Regions from separate parts of the Mus musculus genome. Here regions 2 and 3 are each linked to region 1. Evidence: chromatin loops called from intact Hi-C (ENCODE). Cell type or tissue: left cerebral cortex. All regions are shown on one strand. Region 1 overlaps Gm32311 (a long non-coding RNA gene). Region 2 overlaps Ccdc150 (coiled-coil domain containing 150). Region 3 overlaps Hecw2 (HECT, C2 and WW domain containing E3 ubiquitin protein ligase 2).

Region 1 (2,500 bases):
TCATGCTCACTGATAGAACGTGGCTAGTTTGTATGTAATGTAAATATATTTGCATCCCTGATCTTTCTTTCTCGAATGTTTAGAGTGAGTTCTATAGAATGATTTCTGACTTCTCCTGAGTCAGTATCACTGCACCAATTTTTTAAAATTGTGCTGGCATTTCTTTCTGGAACGCATTAGATCATTAGCAAAGAGTGGTTTTAAATACATAGCAGAGATTAATGGTAGGCATAATTTTTTATACCTGGTGTATCCCGAGCTTTTGTTCCCACCAGAAAGAACACGCTCAGGACAATCGGAATCTTCTGCGGCAAAAGCTTTATTGCTTACTTCTTCAGGAGCAAGAGAGAAAATGGCAAAACCCCGTCCCTTTTAAGGAGAATTATCCTCTGCCTAGGACGTGTAGCTCCCTGATTGGCTGCAGCCCATCGGCCGAGTTGTCGTCACAGGGAAGGCAGAGCACATGAAGTGGAGAACTACCCTGGCACATGCGCAGATTATTTGTTTACTACTTAGAACACAGGATGTCAGCGCCATCTTGTAATGGCGAATGTGAGGGCGGCTCCCCACACTGGTGCACCATTGCCATGCTGCATGGGTATCTCTTGGCTTACTTGTGTTCACTTGTCCCAAGTGTTTGGTAATGAAGGCAGGTTAGAAGTTAACACCATGCAAGCTGGGTCTAGTGTCTCAGGAATTTCATCCCAGCTACTTGTGAGGCTGAGCCAGGAGGATTGCAAGTGTAAGGCCTGCCTGGGCACAGAATGAGTTCAAAGTCAGCCTGGGCAACTTGGTAAGACACTGTCTCAAAATTAAAAAATTAAAAATTGCTTGGGATTAGATCACTGGTAGAGAATTGCTTATAAGAACCCCTGGATTCAATCCTTACTGCCAGAAAAAGAAGAAGAAAGATGAGGAAGGTGAAGAGGAGAAAGAAGGGGAGGAAGAAAGAAGTTACACCTTGAAAAGTACATTGTCATAGAATTGGTACCTGTGGATTAAATTAGGTCAAGTGAGGGGCCAAACTATCCAGTGATTCTGACCTGCATTATTATTGGAAGTCCTACATCATTCTTAACACCTTTCACCTATGTGTGCAGTGCTTTTCCTACGAATTCTTTTTGGTTTTCTCCTTTTGGTTGATTTGTACTAATTTTATTATGTCAGGGTCTGATATGAGTTTGTGTAATATCATCTGACTTTATAGTGATCATTTCTTCTTGGGTGATATACATCCTCCAATCTGAAAGCTATTGGGAATGGGATTGCATCTAAAATCTCTTTCTCTGTATCTTTGTTGGTGGTGTATAGAAATCTATCGATTAGTGGACATTGATTCTGCATCCTGCCATATTACTGAATTTATTGTTTCTAGAATTCTGACAAATTTGGGGGATCCTTAATGAGCAATATCATGTCATCCACCAATAAGGATTTTTTTAAACTTATTTTCTTATCTGTATCCCTTTAAATTTCCTTCTCTTGTCTTACTATGCCAGCTTGTGCTTCCAGCACAATGTTGAGAAGGAGTGGGGATAGCAGACAGTCCTGACTCATTCCTGGCTTCAGTGAGATTGCTCCAAGATTTTTATTCCCAATTTGGGATGTTGTTGGCTGTGGATTTCTTATATAGAGATTTTATTAGGTTGCGGTATGTTCTCTTTAGCCCTACATTCTGTAGGACTTTTATCATGAAGGTAGATTGGAATTTGCCAAAGGGTTTTTGTTTTTTTCTTCATCTATTAAGATTGTCACATGATCTTTGAAAGCCTTTGACCGGTATTTCCTTGAATCTTTATCTGATCCAACGTGTTCCTACTATTTACGGTAGTTTGACTGCTTGTGTCTCACAGGTCACCAAGATTCTATTTGCTTTTCTTTTTCTTGTGAGTCATGGTCTCACTGGCTTAAAATTGCAACCCTCCCACCTCAAGCTCTTACACTGCTGGCAGTTCAAGTGTGTATCACCGTGCCTGGCTGCCACTTTCTTGTGTGTGTTGGAGGAGGGGTGCTTTCTAGTTTTTGTTGTTGTTTTATTTTTGTGCTCAAGTTTTATTAGTTTCTGTGACCCATCTTTAAGATTTCTCTTCTTTAACTTTAAGCTTACCTTGTAAGTTTCATTTTCTGGGTTATATTTTCCAGTTAAAAAACTATTTTATTCTTCCCAAAACAATCCATTTCTCTGTTACACATTTCTTTCACTAGGATGACCCTTGTTGCAATCTTTATAATAAAACTATGATTATAACTCTACAGCCTTCCCAGAGGTTGAGTCATCTTTGCAAATCATTGTTTTACAGTTGCAGGGAGACCATGGGAGTCCCCAGATTTATAGGCAGTTAGTCAGAACACACATGACTGTCAGACCTTACAACCAGTGTCTGAAGTGAGGATAATTTTGTGAGACTGATCAGTTTACAAACTCTTTGCTATGCATCCTTAGTGTCAGGGTTGTTGGAAAAAAAAAACATAAATTAACATATTAACAGGGAAACATTTA
Region 2 (2,500 bases), 610 kb after region 1:
ATGATTGGCTAAAGATGCCGTTAAACTAGAAATATATTGATCTAAGAGGTCCCAATATATTGAACATTTAGAAATATTTTGGAGTAAACTTGTTAAAGTATCAACCTTTGCTTCATATTTACAAGCAGTAGCTACCATACCTTATCTTCCAAAGAAGATGTGTTTATATACTCTCAGTATTTTTGCTGGCAGAAATGCATATAAAAATAATTAGGGAAATAGAAATAAAAGCAGAATGAAATACTACCAAACATTACTGGAAATGTTCAATCTCTTTGTATTGGTTTGAGGGTTTATGCCAGAAGCTGCCAGCTTGTACCCCTTACGACATGCAGCTTTCTGTATGCCAGTTACACTTCAGTAAAGCGCTGTAGAAAGAATCATATGAATGTGTTACCTTAAAAAGATTGACCTATTAAGATGGTCACCAGTTTTGAAAGGAAAGAAGCACAAAGAGCAGATGAATGTATGTCAGGGAATGGCTGGGGTTGGAAGGAGCAAATATAAAAAGGTGTAAGCGCAGATGGAGCAGCTCTGCAGCCTGCTTATCCAGGGCATGCAGATACTCACGTGGGATCAAACTGCACGGAACTCTGCACATGTGCACATGTGCACTCACACATGAGTGTGCACGCTCACACACACACACACACACACACACACACACACACACACACACACACACACAGGAAAGTTGAAAAGAAACCAATTGAGTTCTGTAACCTGGGTAGTGGTCACATGACAGTTTGAACCTAAGGACATTCTTTGCACTATTTTATAACGTCTGGGACACTACAGGTATTTTGACATAAAGTTTTAGGAAGAGTAGCATGTAAAATAGTATGCTAATCAGAAGTTAGTGTGCAGATGTATGAAAACTGTCTCATAAAATCCTAGTGTTCATACCCTCTGGATTTTATTATATTAATTATCCATTTACATTTAATTTTTTTTCTACCTCATCCTTGTTTCTTCTACCACATTTTCTTTAGTCATTCATCTTCCTGGGAATGTGGCCCGGTTCCTTGTCTGAACTATTGTGAATAATTCTTCAGTGTTGTGGATGTGCCAGTGTCTCTGGTTTGCTTAGATTCCTTGACATGTACACTCAGTGGTAAGGTGGACTTTAGTTCTTCCAGAAACATGGTGCCACTTTCCATAGTGGGCACACATGTTCATATTCCATTAGCAGCCAGGAAGGTTTTCACTTTGCTACCTACTCACTTTGCTGCTTCCCCGGGTGATAGCATTCGGAATGGAGTGAGGTGCACTCTGCAGGACACTTCACCTTGGCCTTCTCTGGTGACTCGGGGTATTGAGCACTTTTTCACATACTTATTGCCACGTATATTTCTTCTTTTGAGAACTGCATTTTCCATGCATTTGCCCGTATAGTGGTCAGATGATTTGGTTTTGTTTGTTTGTTTGTTTGTTTAACTCTTTGAATCCTTTATAAACTTTTAAGTACTCAGCTCCATCATCACTATAGCTGGCATGGGTCTGCTCTCATTTTGTGTGCTGTTGCTCCCTCCGGTGGTTGTTCCTTTGTTGGGCAGAAGCATTTTAATTTCTTACAGTCCCATTTGTCAGTTCCTGGGATTAATCCCGAGCTATCAAAGTGAGTCCTTTTCATAAAGTCTTAATATCTTTTTATTACACCTATTTACTTTGTGTATGTGGGAGGTGTGCATTGTTATAATACACATGTGAAAGCCAGAAGAGAATTCTCTTCTACCACGTGAATCCCAGGTTCTGACTCAGGTCATAGGGCTTGTTAGCATTGCAGGACTTTCATGGACCCACTTGAAGTATAAATAATGGCACGAGACTTCTATTATAGTTTGTAGACTTTGCTGGGGCAGTTTCCCAGCTACTTTTTTTTTAAGAGAAGGGGGCTTTATTTTGTTTCAGTTTCACTGGGTTGCCGTTCATGAGGAGGAAATGAAAGGTGACAGGAAAATGTGGTAGTGGGTCTTCATGTGGTGAGGACCAATGAAGTAGAACAAAATTAGGAGCCACTGTGATTCTCATGGCTTAATCCCAGTAGCTAGTGTATTATAAGTACCTGTCAGGTTCTGTGTCTTAAGTGTTAATCACCTCTGAAGGAGCTGCATCTCTGAGAATCTAAGGCAGCAGTACAGCAATGACTCTTTCACACACATGGAAACGTTACAGTGAAAATAAGTATTTTGTAAAATTATGCATTAATAGTTACAGTTGAGAGTAAAAACCACAAGTCATTGAATATTAGGAATTGTATGAACACTCTGTCCTATAATACATTGAAGCAATATTTTTCCTTAACATATTACTCATTTGACTTTACTGAGGAAAGGACTCCAGAACCTTGCATCAGAAACACTTAGCCAGTGATGGAAGCCATAAATATTGTTTAAATAACTTTAAATATTGTTTAAATGTATGCATGTTGCATGTGTGTGTTAAGTCTTTATTTTTTTAAACTTAAATTATATATGTGTGTGTGTGTGTGTGTGTGTGT
Region 3 (2,500 bases), 160 kb after region 1:
CCAATCCTCTCTTGGGTCTTGAAGTGAAAGAAGGACACGAGTTAAGAAAGAATTAGAGGCAGCAGTGCAGACTCCGCATCCTTGGCTTCCTGGGCTCCTGGGCACTCACTAACACAGCTGCAAATACAAGTGCTTTCAATGCTGTTGCCTGAGGTAGTGTTAGAGAAGTGCTTGGAGTTCCCTCATGGTTCAAAGCCAAGAAAGGAAAATTAGTGATTGCTCTTGATGGTTATCACAGTCACAGGACAGTCTGCCCTAACAGATGGCCCACAGGAGAAAGGTTCCTTGTTTTCCTACTTACTGTCCTATAGGGTAGTCTAGAATGTCCATGAGGCCTACAATTCTCAGGTGACTCTTATGGACACACAAATGATATAAATCTACCGCATGTTGAGTTTAGCATATAGATAAGTGGTTTTCAACTTGTGAGTCAAGACCCCACGTCACATATCAAATATCCTGAATATCAGATATTTACATTACAATTCATAGCAGTAGCAAAATTGCAGTTACGAAGTAGGAATCAAATAATCTTATGGTTGGGGGTCACCACAACAAGAGGAACTGTATTGAAGGGTCACATCATTAAAAAGGTTGAGAACCACTGATAGAGATGAACATAGGCTAAGGACTAACACTTCCTTAATTCTGTTTCTTCATTTTAAGCATATTTAGAATGCAAATACCTAGCCTGGAGCTTATTATGTTGTAGGCTTTCAAAGATTATAAGCTAGCAAGCCTGTTACTAGATAGGCCACATCATTATTCATGCTTTTTTTTTCAACAAAAGTACCTGTTGGAAATAGAGAGAAGCTAAAGTTCTTGTGATTTGCTCCTTTTTTGTGCTGATGTTGGCAATCCATTCCGATTATATTGTTCCTTCATTTGATGGTTTTGTATTGAGGATATCTATGAGGGACAGTTGCTTAGACACTGACCTCTCCATAAAATTAGAATGATGCTCAGAGTATCAAACAGATAGTTCATATGACGGGTTTACATGTCTCACAGTTCAATGGTGATAGGAACCATGCAGCCAACAAAACACAATTCTATATACAGTAATGCCCCTTTCTCTATGGACCCATTATTCATTCATTCATTCATTCATTCATTTATTATGAGGTGAGGATCAACATAACATTCTTTATGGTTTTAAAAACTGTTTATTTTATTGTGTGTGTGAGAGAGATGGGGGAGGGAGAGGGAGAAGGAGGAGGAGGAGGAGGGAAAGAGAGAGAGAGAGAGAGAGAGAGAGAGAGAGAGAGAGAGAGAGAGAGAGAGAGAAGGGAAAGGGGAAGGGAAAGGGAAAAAGAGAAAGAGAGTGTACAACAGTAAGAATGGAGGCCAGAGGCATCTGCATCCCTGGGCTGGCGTTATGAGCCACCAAACATAGGTGTAGGGAATCAAATTCAGGTCCTCTGAAAGAGTAGCAAATGCTCATAACTACGGAACCAATTCTCTAGCCTCATGGCTTTTTATTGTCTGACTTCTGTTACTTATGGTCAATCACAGCTCAGAAACATTAAATGGAAAGTGTCCACATATGAACAAATTCATGTTTTAAACCATTTTTATTATACCATACTGTTATACTTACCCTATTTTATTTGGAATTGTTACATTCTTGCTGTGTGAAATTTATAAATCAATTTTTTTCACAAGTACATATTATGGTATATACACAGTTCTGTTCCTTGGGAACTATCAGACAAACACTGGACTCTTAGAACTTAATCTCTATAGATAAGAGGAAACTGATATGAACAAAAGCATTTTGGATTTTGTAAAAGGAGTTTAACTATTATGTCTAGTTACAATACATCTTTCTTCAGGCATTTCACAGCTTGAATTCCAAGCCCATCATTCTTATAATCAATGCTTATGATGTACTAGAATATATAGAGTTTTATAGTTTCTATGAATTATAATATTTTGTTATATATTTGGTAACAAGAGTTTTAATTGAAAAATATATTCATAAATTGAAACTAACTCCCTATACTTTGGCTTTAAAATAAACATACTCCAAATGCAAATATGAGTCTATGTCATAGTATATGACATAGGTATACGTCAAAAGCCTACCACATACATATAAGCTAGCACATATATTCCAATTAAGACATCAATAGCAAATACTTCATGAAACTTTAGTTCTCAGAATTTTTTTCTGGAGTTTGCTCAGCTCTCTTGCTTCCTAAGGCTGATTTCATTGTATGTATATACAAGCCTTTTGAGATAGTAACTGGTGAAAATTGCTCCAGCCAGCCCTCTTGCACCAAGTTAATCATGACCTAGAGAGCTTCAACTGAAGTTCAGTTGCATACACAGAATCACGTGGCTCCATTTATATGTACAATCAGTCCCAAAGCAAGTGGCTCTGAGAATCTGGAGAAGGTCAAAGACAAATTATCTTGAACTTAGTCCTTGTGATTGTGTCAAGATGTGAAGGACAGACACCTAACACATTAACTCCATTTTATGGTATATTTGCTAG

Evidence for each region. A loop is a pair of places that touch in the nucleus more often than their neighbours do. Peaks named below come from ENCODE experiments on the same cell type or tissue, not always from the same donor. Only the 100,000 strongest peaks of a DNase experiment are listed, where the experiment ranks them.
Region 2: it touches region 1 in a loop (2.3-fold over the local background); 11 of 42 quality-filtered maps call a loop at or near these places.
Region 3: a loop joins it to region 1, with 4 times the contacts of the local background. A loop is called at or near these places in 9 of 42 quality-filtered maps.

Annotation. Positions count from the first base shown.
Region 1 is chr1:53,719,255-53,721,754 of GRCm38, forward strand. All of the region lies in intron 4 of Gm32311 (a long non-coding RNA gene), which reads left to right. Among named protein-coding and RNA genes, the nearest start is that of Dnah7a, 14 kb to the left of the region's middle. In left cerebral cortex, no CTCF peak of the experiment used is centred here; DNase peaks (open chromatin) are centred at 1,558 and 1,899.
Region 2 is chr1:54,331,665-54,334,164 of GRCm38, forward strand. The region is part of intron 17 of Ccdc150 (coiled-coil domain containing 150); the gene reads left to right. Among named protein-coding and RNA genes, the nearest start is that of Ccdc150, 82 kb to the left of the region's middle. In left cerebral cortex, a CTCF peak has its summit at 1,535 (motif pointing left); a DNase peak (open chromatin) is centred at 1,533.
Region 3 is chr1:53,876,200-53,878,699 of GRCm38, forward strand. The region is part of intron 17 of Hecw2 (HECT, C2 and WW domain containing E3 ubiquitin protein ligase 2); the gene reads right to left. Among named protein-coding and RNA genes, the nearest start is that of Mir7681, 28 kb to the left of the region's middle. In left cerebral cortex, no CTCF peak of the experiment used is centred here; no DNase peak of the experiment used is centred here.